Regions from separate parts of the Mus musculus genome. Here region 1 is linked to region 2. The links are chromatin loops, found by intact Hi-C in ENCODE. Cell type or tissue: left cerebral cortex. All regions are shown on one strand. Links, peaks and the distances in the headings refer to the core of each region. The heading gives the core; the rest is flanking DNA. Region 1 overlaps Gm35312 (a long non-coding RNA gene). Region 2 overlaps Gm41325 (a long non-coding RNA gene).

Region 1 (8,333 bases), core at 228-8,227, 180 kb before region 2:
GGAGCCGGTCTTGGGATGATTGTTTCCAGAAGAGCATTCTGTCTAGGTGACGAAAGGACCCAGAAGCCTGGGGAAAGCAGAGTGGTACTTGGGGTGTCACTTGATGGACAATCACATTATGTTGAGACCCTGTGTTCAATCTGTAGTACCTACGTCCCTGTCCAAAGAAAAGAGAGCTGCAGATCTACAGCAGTCATTGATATGTTTCGTAAAATGAGGTATGATACAGCGGGAGGGGGGTGCCTTAGCGAGCCCATGCTGAGGCATCCCCCACCCCAAGTACCAGCCATAAGACGGGTCTAGTGTAAAATGAAGTTTATTTGGGCGCGTGAGAAGGGGGCGGGGTAAGAAGGAAATAGACCAGAGAGAGGAGAAAGAAGGGAAGGGGCTGGAACGGGGTGGGGAGGTAGGGAGGGAGGGGGAGAGAGAGGGGGGGGGCCAGAAAAGGGGGGCGGGGAGTTTCAGTCTTTTTATAACTAGCCAGGCTCCTACCTGGCCGTTGCTAGGTAACTGTTGGGCGGGGCCTAGAAGAAAAGAAGAAATGCTAACAGTCATGGTCTTATCTCTTTCCCAGCGAGTCCTTCCTGTAACAGTCTTTAGTTCCAGCACTGCCTGTGGACTTGGCTGCAGGTGCTCTATTAAAAAGCCGCCTCGCCCGGCATGGTGGCGCACGCCTTTAATCCCAGCACTTGGGAGGCAGAGGCAGGCGAATTTCTGAGTTTGAGGCCAGCCTGGTCTACAGAGTGAGTTCCAGGACAGCCCGGACTGCACAGAGAAACCCTGTCTCGGAAAAAAAAAAAAAGCCATCTCAGTGGACAGTTGTGGGGTGGCTTCCCAGAACTGCCTTTCTCTTTGGCAAAATGTTCCTTGAAATTATTGGCATTCTTGTTTCACAGTGTGCATGTGCCTCCACACTGGAGGGATATGTGCGTGACCTACAGTGAGCTGGTGGTAGGAATCTCTTGTCACAGAGATCTTCCCAGTAACCCCAGTAACGTCGTATGGTGTAAGCCAGACTACTAGAAATTCACAAGCAAGGCATGTCACACCAAAGCTAATGGAACAGTGTCTTTCCATTATGATGGGTAAGCTGAAAGAATCTGAACCTTCTGACAGATGTGGTGTGTGTACTTTAACTAAATAAAATCACCTCAAGATACATAAAAGAGAAAAAAAAGGGAGAGTAAATATATATACTCACATATATATACATATATTTGGAGAGAGAGAAGAGAGAGAGAATGTTAATGTGTGGGAGCTGGAGAGAGACCCCAGCCCTGAGGGACACCATTCCTTCAGAAAACCTGGGTTCAATTCCCAGCCCTCACATGGAAACTCACAACCATCTAAACTTCAGTTGCAGGGAATCTGGTCCCTCTGCTGACCTTAGCAGTGCCCAGGCATGCACATGGGACTCACACACACACACACGGAAGAAAAAACTCATAAAATAAAAGACATAAGTCTAATTTAAAAAAAAAAAAGTTTATGTGTGTTTCAGGTGTGTGTAGAGTACACACATGTGAGTGTGGACACAAACACATAATTCTGAATGTAGAGGCCAGAGGTCAACATTAGGTTTTTCCCCTGGATTGCTGTGCACCTTATTTTTCCAGATAGGGTCGCCCACTGAACCTGGAGTTCTGTGAGTCAGCTAGACCAGCCAACGGGAAGGATCAGTCGCCCCTGGCCCTCCCAGCTCTACATCACAGCCACACCCTAGCCAACGGGAAGGATCAGTCGCCCCTGGCCCTCCCAGCTCTGGAGTTATAGGTACACATCACAGCCACACCCAGCTTACGTGAGTGGTGTGGATCTGACTTCAGGTCCTGTGTGTGCATGGCAGGCATTTTAAGGACAGAGTCACCACCTCACTCCTCAGCCTCAGTCCTTTTCTTTTACGAAGTATTATAGATGACATTTTGATATTTATTGTTTTGCAGTGCTGACAATCAAATCCAGGATTTCAGGGTTATACTTTAGTGAGTGAGCTTCAGCCCCACTGAAAACTTTAATATTGTGACCACACACACACACACCTTGTTTCCTAACACATGATGAGCAGACCTTCCATATAGCATAGGCAACCCCAGCTTAATCAATAGCAGGTCCCTCCTCCAGTATCAGAAATGTCCCAGGTGGGTGATACATTACTGATCATTATTTGTATTTCGATGTGACTATAATAAAAACAATAAAATCAGTTCTCTTAAGTTTTTCTTTGCTTCTTTTTTCTTTTAAATATATATTTTTTTAATTTATTTTTAAAGTTTTGTATATGTGTATTCAGAGTAGATGACCAAAATCATATACAATGAAGAAGGACATGTCCTAAGTCAGTTATAAAACCAGCTAGTTTGTGTGTCTATCACTGAAGGCAGAGTGAGCTCGTTTATTAACATCTCTGAGCTGAATGCTCAAGGCTGAAGGTAAGGTTGCCGATCTTCCTAGAGTCGCAAGTCTGAACCCTTGGAGTGAGAAGGGAGTTAGTTTTTATAGGCCATGTTTCTGTATTGCATAATAGCAGCAGGTGAAGGTAGAGAGCTAGTGCCCATAGGAATTAATCTGAAATTTTATGACGCTTTCACTTCCTGCCTGGCTTCTATCCACCAATGTTACTTTCTTAGCCAATGTCACATTGAAGTCAGATTCCAAACTACTCCTGTGACTCGTTACTCAGCTTGGATCCCTTTCCTTCCCCTTCCTCTCAAGATTAATGTATATTCATCGTTCAAAATCTCGGACACTAGCCGGGCTTGGTGGCGCATGCCTTTAAACCCAGCACACGGGAGGCAGAGGCAGGCGGATTTCTGAGTTCGAGGCCAGCCTGGTCTACAAAGTGAGTGCCAGGACAGCCAGGGCTACACAGAGAAACCCTGCCTCGAAAAACCAAAAAAAAAAAAAAAAAAAAAAATCTCGACACCAAGCAGTGTGTATACAGGAGGAGGCTGAGAGGAGGCTGAGGTTAACACTGGGAACTGGCCTCCCTCATTTGCTCCCCATCTTACTTTTGTGACAGTTTCCCACTGAACGGGGAGCTCCCTGAGTTACTTAGGCTGCTAGCCAGTGAGTACCAAGGGGCTGTCTGCTTCTGTTTTACACAGTCCTGGGGATACAGTGAGTGTCACTGTGCCCAGATAATTTTTTTTCCCTGCCCTGAGTGCTGCAGATCTGAACTCAGGTCTTAACACTCACGCGGCAAGCACTTGTGCTGGCTAAGCCGTCTCTCCAGCTACAAAATAATGGAATCTATAATAACACTTTCATATAGGCATGCAACATCCTTTGACTACCTTCTCTTGTTCTCTCTCTCCCTTCCACTGGCCTCCTACTACGTCCCAAACAGCCTCCATCTGCTTTCCTGTCACTGTCTAGTCTAGATGGCACGTTCGAGAGCCTTTCCATGATGTCAATTTCATGGCTCTATAGTCTGCTTTGCTCTCATCCTTTGGCTTCTGACTGCGTGATCTATTTTCACAGTTCGGTGCAGCTCACAGTTGCTTCTTCACTGCCTCTGAGGCTCTGCATCATCCTTCATCCAAAAACTCCTCAGTTAATATTTAATTCAGCCTGTTTTGTCTCCCGAGACCTTGTGCCTTAGCACTGACCCTTCCAGAAGACTCCTTTGCGGTTTCTCTCAAAGCTGCTGGAAAATACAGTTCCTGCAGAAGGACACACTTGATTTGCATCTCAGCTCTGCCACGGTCACCGTGTAACCCCGGGTTCACCTCTAAGCCGGAGGATGCTCTATGGCTTTCCAAAACTTCTTCCACTCAGCTCTGCTGACTTATTACTTGGGTGAATCTTCTACTTCACTGGGGCTATAGTGGTAAAATGTGCTAGATTCAATTTTCAGCACTGAACGACAAACAAAAAAGAATTAACTGCCGTGTGTGTGTGTGTGTGTGTGTGTGTGTGTGCGCGCGTGTGCGCGCGCGCGCCGTGCACACTCTTCTCTTTAATATTATTATGCCAACATGAACTATAATAACAAAAATTCCCAACTCTCAGTGACTTGATTCATAAGAGTTCCCTTCTGCTTAGCAGAGCCTAGGGTACGGGGGTGCTCTCTTCCACCGATGACTCAGCACGGATCTAAACTCCACCCACTCACTACGTGGCTCCTCTACCACAGAATTCTTCCCCTTGCCCAGCCCCATATAAGCAGAGAGAGGGAGAATGAGATCTTACAGGATAATTGGTGTGTGTGTGTGTTCATGAGTGTGCAGATTCATGTTTGTTCAGGTTCATGTGTGTCCAGATGCACATGTATGCATATTTGTGTGTGGGTTAAAGATCAACCTCTGATTTCACTCCTCAAGAATTATCTACCTAGTATTTCAAGATCATCTTCATTGGAACCTGGCCCCACAAATTGGGCTAATCTGGCTGGCCACTGAGCCCTGGATGCTTCTGTCTCTGACTCCCTAGTACTGGGATAACAAGCATCTGCCACCAGACTTAGCTCTTTTATTTTTTTTAATTTTTAAGTAGATAGGTGTTTATCACATAAAGTAAAAATAGAGGGTTTTAAGAGTAGAGGTGAGAAGATTGTTGCTCTCCAAAAGATTCATTAAAATTTCTTTGTTTTCCTTCTTGTTGTTGTTAAACCTTTACTTTTAGAAAATTACAAAGCAAAAAAAGAAAGAAAGAAAGAAAGAAAGAAAGAAAGAAAGAAAGAAAGAAAGGAAAGAAGAAAGAAAGAAAGAAAGAAAGAAAGAAAGAAAGAAAGAAAGAAAGAAAGAAAGAAAGAAAGGAAAAGAAAATTACAAAGCAAAAGTTTTTCCATATTAATAAGATATGCTGAGGGTCAGGAGAAATGGCACAGTGGTTAAGAACACTGACTGCTCTTCCAGAGGTCCTGCCTTCAATTCCCAGAAACCACATGGTAGCTCACAACTATCTGTAATGGGATCTAATGTACTCTTCTGGTGTGTCTGAAGACAGCTAATAAACAAACAAACAAACAAATATGCTGAGAATTTTTCACTAATTAATTAATTTACATCCAAATATAAGCTTCCCCTCCCTCCTCTCCTCCCAGGCCCCTCCCCTCACCCCTCCCCTTACCCCTCCCCTTACCCCTCCCTCCTTTTCTTCTCAGAGAAGTGGAGACCTCCTATGAATATCAATGCCCCTTAGCACATCAAGTTGCAGTAGGACTAGGTGCATCTTCTCCTACTGAGGCTAGGCAAGGCAGTCCAGGTATCAGACAGGGGTCCAAAGGCAGGCAACAGAGTCAGAGACAGCCTCTTCTCCTGCTGATAGAGGTCCCACATGAGGACCAAGCTGTACATCTGATCTATATGTGTGAGGAGACTAGATCAATCCCATGCATGCTCTCTGATGGGCAGTTCAGTTTCTGTGAGCCCCTATGACCCAAATTAGTTGGTCCTGTAGGGTATCTTGTGGTGTCCTTGACCTCTCTTGCTCACCTCATCTTTCTTCCCCTTCTTTCAAGAGAATTCCCTGAACTCCATCTCATGTTTGGCTCTGCGTCTCTGCATTTGTTTCCATCAGCTACTGGGTGAAGTCTCTCAGATGACAGTTATGCTAGGGTCCTGTCTGCAAGCATAGCAGAATATCATTAATAATGTCTCTTTGCCCATGAGATTGGGCCAGTCATTGGTTGGGCCAACTTCTGTTCCATCTTTATTTCTACACATCTTGTAGGCAGGAATAATTGTGGGTCAAAGGTTTTATGGCTGGATTGGTGTCTCTATCCCACCATTGGAAGTCTTGTCTGGTTACAGGTGGTAGCCATTTTAGGTTCTGTATCCCCTATTGCTATGAATCTCAGCTAGGGTCACCCACATAGAGTCCTAGGAGTTTCCATTGTCCTGCATTTCTAGTTCAGATGATCACAGAAACTTATCCCCTACCCCCTACACATATTGATTCCAGTTCTCTCTCCCTCTGCCCTCTCCACACTTGATCCTTCCCCTTCTCTTCCCATTCCCTCTTCTGCTCAGCTCCATTTCTTCATCCATGCTGCCCCCACCCATGTCTATTTTATTTCCCCTTCTCAGTGAGATTCAAACATTCTCCCTTTGGCCCTCCTTGTTACTTAGCTTCTTTGGGTCTGTGGATTGTACCATGTTTATCCTGTACTTTATGGCTAATACCACTTATAAGCAAATACATACCATGTTTGTCTTTCTGTGTGTGGCTTATGTCATTCAAGATGATCTTTTCTAGACCCATCCATTTACCTACAAATTTCATGATGTGATTCTTTTTAATAGCTGAGTAGTATTCCACGTTGTAAATGTATCATATTTTCTTTATCCATTCTTTGGTTGAAGGGCATCTAGATTGTTTCCAGCTTCTGGCTATTATAAATAAGGCTTCTATGAATATAGTTGAGCAAGTGTCTTAGTGAGATATTGGTGCATCTTTTGGGTATATGTTTAGGAGTGGTAGAGCTAGGTCTTGTGGTAGAACTATTTCCAATATTCTAAGAAAAGGCCAAATTGATTTCCAAAGTGGTTGTACAAGTTTGAACTCCTATCAGCAATTGAGAAGTGTTCCCTTGCTCCACATCCTTGCCAACATGAGCCATTTGCTTACTCAGCCTTTTCCATGGGAATCAAACTCAGGTCGCTCCTCCTTGTGTGGCAAGAACAGAACCCATCTGAGCCATCTCCTCAGCCCTCATAGGATATTTTTATAGATAGCTTTGTATATACAATTTCTATTCACTCACCGTTTGCCAGAAGTGAATCTCATTTGCCCACCTCCATGCACACAAAGGAGAGGCATGGGTGCTTAGACAGTATTGGTGAGCAGACAACTAGGCAGTGAGCCACAGTTTCATCACAGTCAATGTGCACTGAGAATAAAACTGCATAATGCTATCATCTGTTTATGTTTTTTCTTTTAACACAGAGTTCCACTAAGTAGCCAAGTTGGCCCTTAACCTAACCTTCTGACTGCATCTAACCCCTAAGTGCCAAGGTTACAAACATGGGCCACTCTATCCAGTTTACAAATTATATTAACAAGTAAATGATACTGTACTGTAAGCATTTTATGTGGGTTATCTCATCTGATTTAATTTTGTAGCAGTTTAGTTGTAAGACTCAGGGGAGCTTTAGCTTACAGGGGACCTCGTGAGTGAACCACATGAAGCCAGGATCGATGCAAAGAGCAAGAGGAATTTATTGTTCCAGTGCACTGGGGTTATCACAGACCCGAAAGAGAGGTGGCAAACCCCGGCACCAGTTCAGCGAGTTTTTATATGGTTTCCAGGGGCAGAACAGAGCATCAGCAATTAGGTACAATATGATTGGTGGAACAGTGCGCCCTTTAAACTGATTGGTCTTTAGGGAATGAGGTGACAAAGACTTCCCTTGTCTGAAGGTGGGCAATGGTCAGTCCTGAGGAATGTGTCACCACCCACAGGTCCATTCCCACCCTGTGGTCTGAGAAATGCTAATTAGCCTCTCCCTGCCAGAGCGGTGTTTCATGACCTTCCCAAAGTTCCTATGCTGACCTCTTCAAAGTGACATTTTGTAAGGATTAAGCAAGGCAAACGTGGACGTGGCCAGTTTACAGCTCATGGCTGGCACATTCCACAGACACTGGACCTGTGGTGAGGTAGAACACCTAACTATGGCCAGGATGGAGAGAGAGCCAGACATGGTAGCTCATGCCTGTAACCCCAGCATTTGGCAAACTGAAGCAGGAGGATCACTGTGAATTTGAGGCTGGCTTGGACTACATAGTAAGTTCAAGGTCGGCCTCCACTCTAGCAAGACCCTGTCTCAAAAGAAAACAAAGAAAAATATCTATGGGTGGTAGTATGCATCTGTGACCTTAGTATGTGGGAGGTAGAGGCAGGAGGATTACAAGTTCAAGATCGCCTGCTGCAGCATAAATTGGAGGCCACCCTGCACTATGTGAAAACCTGTCTCAAAAATAAGGTGATAATACCAAAAACAGACAGCAAGAGTGTTGGTTAATGTACTGCTAAGCTCCTCCCAGGGACCTAGGCCAGCGGGCAGGTGTGAGCCAAGTGGCAGTAAAAGTATAACAAAGTAAAAACAAAATTCTAGGCCTTTAGGCCCAGGCTAGGGAATGTAGCCTTTGTGAAGGTATGCTAATCATAAAACAGATAGCGACATTCCTCCACTGACCTGCTTCCTGGGTTCAAAGAGTGTTCATTCAGAGAAAGTCACCCTGACCATTGCTGGAACCTGCTATGCAAATGTGCTATTGTTAGGGGCTCTTAGAAACTGTCTTGAGAAACAACCCTCACAATTACCAGGTATTCCTAGTGACTCTTGTAACTTTACACTTCCTTGTGACTCTTAACTGGTATTTTTGGTATT
Region 2 (8,333 bases), core at 311-8,310:
GCACTCAGATTCAGTGAGAGACTCTGGGAAAATAAAGTGGAGAGTAACTGAGAAGACACTCAACATTCATCTCTGGTCTGTGCATACAGACAGACAGACACACACACACACACACACACACACACACACACACACACACAGAGAGAGAGAGAGAGAGAGAGAACAGGCACACATCATTACAGGAGCCTTATTCTATATCTGGGAGGAAGGAAGACAACTATAACTACATTAAGAGGCCAAAAGGAATGTGCTCAGGGCTGGAGAGATGGCTTAGCAGATAAGAGTACCGACTGCTCTTCCTGAGGTCCTGAGTTCAAATCTCAGCAACCACATGGTGGCTCACAACCATCTGTAATGGGATCCAATGCCCTCTTCTGGTGTGGTCTGAAGACAGCTACAGTGTACTTATATAAAGTAAAATAAATAAAATCTGAAAAAAAAAAAAAAAAAGAACGTGCTCAGGTAGGCCGGGCTGGGCTGTGTGTCCCCTCTCCCCAGACTGGTTGATGATTATACCCGATTGACAACTTATATTGCTAAATGGCTACATATACTCCATCAGACATAAGCATAAGAGTGGGTGGTCCACGCTGTTCTTTGGATCTTTTATTCATAGTGTGAATGAGAATTCCTGGGAAGAAGCTTTGTCTACAAATGCTGATTGGCAGACTAGAATTTCAGTGACCTTCGAGATTTAGAATGTTGCAAGTCCAGAGCCTGCTACAGTTTATCTTGGGCTACCTTTAACCCACCCAAGAGCCATTCCTTGTGCCCTTCTGTGTTGAACCTTACACCCTGACTACAGATAAAAGTCTTTTGGGATATATTAAAGAAACTCTTAATTTTCCAACCAAAAGGCTAAAAGTCTTGGCTTATAGCCAAGTCTGCTGTGTTTTTTTCTGTAGCCACATACTTAATGTATATACCAGAGTATTTTAAGAGTCTTGATTTATGACTTTCTTTGTTCTGTTATACAAACTTCAAAACCCTGCTTCCATATTGGGATATTGTCTGAGTTAGGGTTTCTATGGCCGTGATGAAATATCATGACCAAAGAGCAAGTTAGGGAGGAAAAGGGGTTGCACTTGGCTTACAGTTCCATAGCACTCTTCATCATTGAGGGAAGTCAGGACAGGAACTCAAACAGGGCAGGAACCTGGAGGCAGAAGCTGATGTAGAAGGTACGAAGGGGGACTGCTTACTGTCTTGCTCCTCATGGCTTGCTCACCCTGCTTTCTTATAGAACCCGGGATGGCACCACCCACAACTGAGAAAATGCCTTACAGCTGGATCTCATGGAGGGATTTCCTCAACTGAGGCTCCTTCTTCACTGACGACTCTAGCTTGTGTCAAGTTGAACTTGGGGCAGCCTAAATCTGTGTTCTGAGCTATGCACAGTCACTCATATTTGGCTCTAGGACGAGCTATCTTTTATTGCTTTTGAAGTGAGAGCTGTGTTTTCGCACTGACAACAGGCTCCCCTGTCGTGTAAAATGCTTATTAAATAATAATGTTTGCACTTGTTGACTTACCTTTTATTATAAGAGTTGAGCTTTTGGTCCTTCTGATGGTGAGGAAAGGTCTCAGCCCTTACCTCCCTGCAACACAGTGGACTCATCTTTTAGCATCTGTTTACTCTCTAGTTCCCAGATTCCTTTGTCACTGTGCTCTGTATCATACGTGGTTTGAGATTGAAGGTTCCATTTCTCAAATTCCTATATCACATAGCAACTTGCAGCTAGATTCAGTAAATAAGAGACTACATTGGTTACTTTTATATTGCTGTGATTAAATACTAAGAATATAGAAAGAAGGGTACATTGGGGCTCAAGTTTCCAGCGGGTTTTGAGAGTTCATTATGGTAGCAGGTGGTAGGTACAATTGAGGGAGAAGATACTGAGCGCTCATATCTTGAACCTCAGCTAGGAAGCTGAGAAAGCAAACTAGAAATGGAGACAATCTTTCAAATTCTCAAAGCCCATCTTCATTTGGTACACTGTGGGACAATGAAAGGCAGCCTGTTTGGTTGAGCGAGGCTTGCTCCGGAGACCCAGTAGAAAACTCTACAAGGGACAGAACAGTGAGCCACGTTCCCAGAGATAGGTGCCGGACACCACAGAGCCCCCAATTCCATTATTCTGTGATTATCAGTCATGCAGACAAAGTCCCAGGCTCCTGGCATTCTAGCTAGACTCCACCCTCATGGTTACCTGCCAATAGCCAGGTATGCTCCTCCCCACAGTTACCCTGCAGCTACAAGATAGCCCAGCCCACTATAAAAGGGGCTGCTTGGCCCCTCCCCTCTCTCTCAAGCTCTCATCTTTCTTACTCTCATCTCTAGCTCTCCTTTTCCCACTCCTTTCCTCCCTTCTCCACACATGGCCATGTCCGGTCTCTCTCTTTCTTTTACCTTCCCTCTTTCTCTCCTCCTTTCTACAATAAAGCTCTAAAACCATAGACTGTCTCTGCTCATCAAGGCCCTCCGTGTTTGAAAGATGGGATAGGCTTTCCCCTAAAGAGCCTCATCTAACCTCCTGCCGGAAGGCCTTCCTCACTCCAGCCACAGACCTGACCAAGGACTCTTGCTCTTGTGGGAATCACCACTTCCTCTCCCCCTGCCCTCTCCTCCCTTCAGCCCTGGGGGGCCGGGGGGGGGGATTTTGTTCTCAGCTCTTCTGTGACATTCAGCGGCGTCTGGGATGTCCAAGACTTAAAACCTGTTATCTCTGGCCTCCGTGAGGCCCCGGGACTGGCCTACCCCCCCCCCCCCGTTCATCCCCCATCCCCATCAGACTGGGTCCATGACTTCCCACAGCCAGACACCCACAAGGCTGAGTGGAAAGCACAAGGCAGTCCTCTGTGTCTGCCTGCCCAGAGCACTCTCGAGGGGTGTGGGTTCTCTTCCACCTCCTTTATTCCCCCACGCCCACTGCCACCAGTACACTTCCTCTAACAAGGTGGCACTTTCTAAGCCTCTCCAATCAGCACCAGCAACTGTGGGTGACATCTCGTTTAAACCACCGTGGAGGCCTTGGTAAGAAACTAGAAAGTATGGTGTTTAAAATGAGAATGCCCCCCCCCCCCCACGCCCTGCAAAATAGATTTGAATACTTGGTCCTGACTTAGTGAAACTATTTGGGAAAGACTAGGAGGTGTGGCCTTGGTGAAGGAGTTGTGCCACCAGGGGTGAGGCTTGAGGTTTCAAAAGTCTAGATCATTCCCAGTTTCCATCCATCCTCCCTCCCTCCCTCCCTCCCTCCCTCCCTCCCTCCCTCCCTCCCTCCTCCCTCTTTCCCTCCCTCCCTCTGTCTCTCTCCCTCTCCCTCTTTCTCTACTTGATGGTCATTAACTCAAGACATGAACTTTCAGCTATTGCTCCAGGGACATACCTACCTACCTGCCATGAGCTCACCCTCTGAAACTGTAAGCAAGCCTCCATAAACTCTTCTATAAACTTGGCCATGTTGACTCTTCGCAACAATTGAGTTATAGCTAAGTCAGAAGTGAGGAAGAGGTCAGAACCAGGCGTGATGGGACAATCTGTGACCTGTGACTCCCACTATCCTCCCTGTTGTCTCCAACCCCTGCTGACCCGATTCTTCTTACCCCATATCTTTTTTGTGTTGTCAGTGGTGGTGGTGGCGGTTGGCTCAGGCTTTGCGCAGGGAGCTGCTATGCACTCATGATTATGATGGTCAGGTCAAAGCCAGGAGACAGCATTGTGTGGCACTCCGGTTCATCCATTAGTCCTTACCGTCTTTGCACTCCATCTCCTGGAACTCTCTGTGTTTTAAAGGGAGTGATACAGATGTTTCCTTGTTTTAAAGGGAGTGATACAGATGTTTCCTTTATGGCTGAGCAGCAACAGTCATTATTCTCAGTACATGACCTTGGCTTTCCTTTTTAAGATGATGGTGAACAAGAGTGTCTTAGGTGTGTATTCCTGTGATGAGACACCATGACCAAGGCAAAGGACAACATTTAATTGGGGCAGCATCCAGGCAGGCATGCTGCAGGAGGAGCTGAGAATTCTACATCTTTATCTGAAGGCTGCTAAGAGACAACTGGCTTCCAGGCAGCTAGGACAAGGGTCTTAAAGGCCACACCTTGTCATTCCCTGGGCCAAGCATATTCAAACCACTACAAAGAGTGACAGAGGTTTGTCTGTGAAACATGAAGCAATACTACCATCTAGTGGTAAAAATTGGAATAGTTTTACAAGCAAAACTTATTTGACAAGCAAAATTCCTAATGGTCTTTGGCAAAAGATAGGTTAAGCTATCGTATTCCCTGCAAAATGAATTAATCTAGTTGCAAACTGGAACCGCCTCATCTGAAGTCATTCATTGTCAACAGAGGTGGGGCAGGTTCTCAGATATTAAGACACTACTTGAGTCTGTTTCTCCTGGAGCTTGTAATTTTTGCCACTAACATGTTTTTCTCTCTGTTCTGGGGGTTCCTGAAAGAGCCTTTTCATGTGAGGTAATCTGTCCATCATGACAATATACACCCAAGCCTACTCTTCCCGCCCCCCCCCCCCCCCCCCGCGTCAGGGTTTCCTGTGTAGCTCTGGTTGTCCTAGAACTAACTCTGTAGACCAGGCTGGCCTCGAACTCAGAAATCTGCCTGCCTCTGCCTCCCAAGTGCTGGGATTAAAGGCATGTGCCACCACCGCCCAGCTACTATTCATTTTTTTAAAATTGTATTTTATTTGCTGGGAGCCTCCTGGCCTGGAGAGGGTAGTGGCAGAGACACAGAGTAGGACTCAGCTGTGGCTTTGAAGTCTGAGGTTCTCCAGACTCTCTAACTACACTGAAATGCTGATGATAACTTCTAAAAAGTCCTAAAGACTTTCTTGCTCTAACTGAGGGTAAAGAGCTGCTGGCTTAGGCAATTAACACCTGTAGCCTAACATTAGGGTATCAAGTAATGCGGCCTTTGTTCTATCTCAGCAGGAACTTCTTGACTAACTTTCAGCCTGCTAGTCGAAGTCACAGGAAGAAAAGGGGACACTTTAAAAAGTGAGATTATAACATTTATTTCTAAGTTGTAAAACATTTTCTATGAAAGCTATCTAAGAAAAGGGGGAGGGGAAGACAAAATGAATGGAAAAAAGGGAATAAGGAAAAATTCTATTCTTCTCTCTAAGAAGTGTTCTGTCCAAAAAGGTCCTCTTTAGCTCAGCGCCTCTGACTCTTCTCTTTTTCCTCAGCACTTAAACATCTTTCAGAATACATGACCACATGTTAAAAAGTTCACCACAAGTTCACACACACACAAAATCAAATCATAAACTGGAATAGACGTTTGCAACAGAGAATGTCTACATGCATATCCACTAGGAGTTATTATCTAGCTAAACATCCATCACCTGTCTCAGCTCCACGGGTTGTGAGTTGAAAACCATAACTAAGTTATCAGTGGAGTTTTGTATAGATAAACCCAGTCAATATTTTACCTTCTGTCCTGACACCTATAGCAAACCATTAGTTCCCTTTTTATGATCTTTGGTTAATTGTTTTACAACCTCTTGGAATGTGCTCTGAGTAGGAGAAAGTCTGGTTACTATCTAAGAGAGATTAACTGGTGACACATGGGAGACTGACAGAGTTCTCATTGCAGTTTTGACTATCAGAAAAGGACCTAATAGCAGTCCCATTATAAAAGAGCTTAATAATCACTGATATAATTTTAGGAATTCTTACAGGATCATCATTAAGACTTAAATCATCTACTTGTCTATATAGCATCACTACAAGACAGTACATCTTTGTAGCTCTGCAGAGATCTGTTCAAAAGGGGTGGGCTAATACCTAGTGATATATATGTTTAATAATAACAGGAAAAGCATATTAATAGCAGGAATCTTTCCTAAAACAAATCCTCTTGGGCCTCTCCTATAGAGCAAATCTGTCGCATATTATAATCTGAAGCAGACCATCTCAGGAAGATCGCCTGCGAGTTATTAGCTCGTTGTATGATGGCTCTTGACATTTATTAGCATATATTGATTACAGATAATAATGGGTTTCACCATGACATTTTCATCCACGTTGATTTTCATACAGGCTGACTACATTTAACCCTCCGCATTTCCCTCCTCTAACTTCCTAACTAGCCTCTCTTCTGTCTCATGAGTCTCTCACTCCTGTGACCCAGTGAGTTCCACTAGGGTTTGTAGAGAGAATATCTCATGAATGCATGGATGTGGCACCTGTCAATAATAAATCTGATGGCTATGGCTAAGGCAGGAAGTAGGAGGAGGGAAATCTGGGAGGAGAGAGAATTCTGGGATAGAGCCATGCAGGAGATCTACCTGGGAAGATGTGAGAAGATGGACACATGTTACCTGAGCACAAGTAACCAGCCATATGGAGCCGGGCGTGGTGGCACACGCCTTTAATCCCAGCACTCAGGAGGCAGAGGCAGGCGGATTTCTGAGTTCGAGGCCAGCCTGGTCTACAGAGTGAGTTCCAGGACAGCCAGGGCTATACAGAGAAACCCTGTCTCGAAAAACCAAAAAAAAAAAAAAACAAAAACAAAAAAACAAAAAACCAAAAAACCAAACCAGCCATATGGCAGAATGTAGATTAAAATGAATGGGTTATTCCAAGTTATGATCTGGTCAGAGAAGAGCCTAGTTATATGGCCAAACTATTTATAAATATATTTTGAGTCTTATTTCTGGGAGCATGGGCTGGGAGGAAGAACCAGACCATAACTTTTACAAGGGTTGCTTACTGGAGTGTGGGTAAGAGCTTCCTCATATGAACACGAGCAATTTGTCAGTGGCTACATCACTAAAGAAAATGTCTTTCCTTTCCCCCAAACAACCATTAGCTACCTATAAATCCTCAGAGAGGGGAAGGGTCCCCTCCCTCTTGTAGCAAGATGTTGATAAGCCCAATCCTCTGTAGGTACTGCAGAGAACCCCAGTTGCTATGAGTTCAAGAGCACTGTGGCCATGCCATGCCCAGGAAGCAGCATTCTACAACACTTCGCCTTATCCTCTGGCTCCGACATTCGTTCCACCTCCTTCATGCAAGTTGTTCCCTGAGCCTTGAGAGGGATAATGCAGGCATCACAGTTATGGGCAAAAACTCAGGAGTCACTATTCTTAGCACTCTGACCAATTCCAAATCTGTATAATCGCCTCTGGTCACAGCAAAAAAGAAGCTCATCTGATAAAGGCTGTCCAATCTACAACAATAGACATGGTTATTTAAAAGGCAATTTGATAGGCACGCCATGCCCACTTAATAAAACAACAGCAGTAGCTTCCTCATGAGAGTCTATGACCTCCCAAATCAGGGACTTTTAAACAAACAAACAAACAAACAAAAACCAACAACAACAAAAACCACCTTACCAGGTTTACAGTACTAAACATGTATTCTCTCATGTTGAACAAGCCTCAATTTCAACCAGAGGGAGGGTGCTCACTTATAACAGACTTGCCACTGTAACACCAGTGCATACCTTTTGTCTAGTTGATCAGTTAATGTGGCACCCAGGGTCCACACTTAATGACAAATCTCTTCCCCTAGCAACCTTTTGGCACAATCATTCAATTTTAACAGAGGAGCCCAAGTCCATCTCGCAGGAAGTGAAAGAACTTATATGATGGCTATCTTAGTCAGGGTTTGTATTCCTGAATAAAACATCATGACCAAGAAGCAAGTTGGAGAGGAAAGGGTTTATTCAGCTTACACTTCCACATTGCTGTTCATCACCAAAGGAAGTCAGGACTGGAACTCAAGCAGGTCAGGAAGCAGGAGCTGATGCAGTGGCCATGGAGGGATGTTACTGGCTTGTTTCCCCTGCCTTGCTCAGCTTGCTGTCTTATAGAACCCAAGACTACTAGCCCAGAGATGGTACCACCCACTGTGAGACCTCCCTCCCCCGACTTAAAGCGTTTCCCCCCAAGCTTGTTTTCCCTGATCTCTAAAAATACAGCCAGAAAGAAGTTCTTTGCTCTCTATAGCCAGCAAAAAGCCTTTTTGTTTTTGAGCCTTACAGCCAGAGATGTGATAATTTTAGGAAGACCTAGCCAGGCGCCTGCCTGGCTCCCTGTGCCAAGGAGATAGACACCAGAGAGGAGCTACAGCTCACTCCCCACCCCCCCACCCCCACCAGAGAAGAGCTGTAGCCAATTCTCCTCCCAACTCCTCCCAATTCCTCACTTTTCCTTTAAAAGCCCCCTACTGTTACCACTGGGGGTCGAACTCCCCTGCCCTGTGTGGTGGAAGGAGTTAGTCCTCTTACAGTTTGCATCAGGTGTGTTTTTCTCTCGAGTCATTGGAGTGTAGGCCAGCTCATCCCGGGACTTGGGC

The links. Hi-C counts contacts between places; a loop is a spot of excess contacts. Peaks named below come from ENCODE experiments on the same cell type or tissue, not always from the same donor. Only the 100,000 strongest peaks of a DNase experiment are listed, where the experiment ranks them.
Region 1: it touches region 2 in a loop (4-fold over the local background); 26 of 42 quality-filtered maps call a loop at or near these places.

What each region holds. Positions count from the first base shown.
Region 1 is chr15:55,271,975-55,280,307 of GRCm38, reverse strand. Gm35312 (a long non-coding RNA gene) reads left to right here. Exons shown (of 3, transcript XR_001781719.2): 2 at 1-218; 3 at 575-2,213. Among named protein-coding and RNA genes, the nearest start is that of Gm35312, 6.0 kb to the left of the region's middle. In left cerebral cortex, for the core only: no CTCF peak of the experiment used is centred there; a DNase peak (open chromatin) is centred at 4,093; H3K4me3 peaks cover 77 bases.
Region 2 is chr15:55,093,103-55,101,435 of GRCm38, reverse strand. Gm41325 (a long non-coding RNA gene) reads right to left here. Exons shown (of 4, transcript XR_003951651.1): 3 at 3,607-3,783; 4 at 3,416-3,492. Gm9920 (predicted gene 9920) reads left to right here. Exons shown (of 5, transcript NR_045093.1): 5 at 1,244-1,519. Among named protein-coding and RNA genes, the nearest start is that of Dscc1, 6.8 kb to the right of the region's middle. In left cerebral cortex, for the core only: a CTCF peak has its summit at 4,188 (motif pointing left); a DNase peak (open chromatin) is centred at 4,154.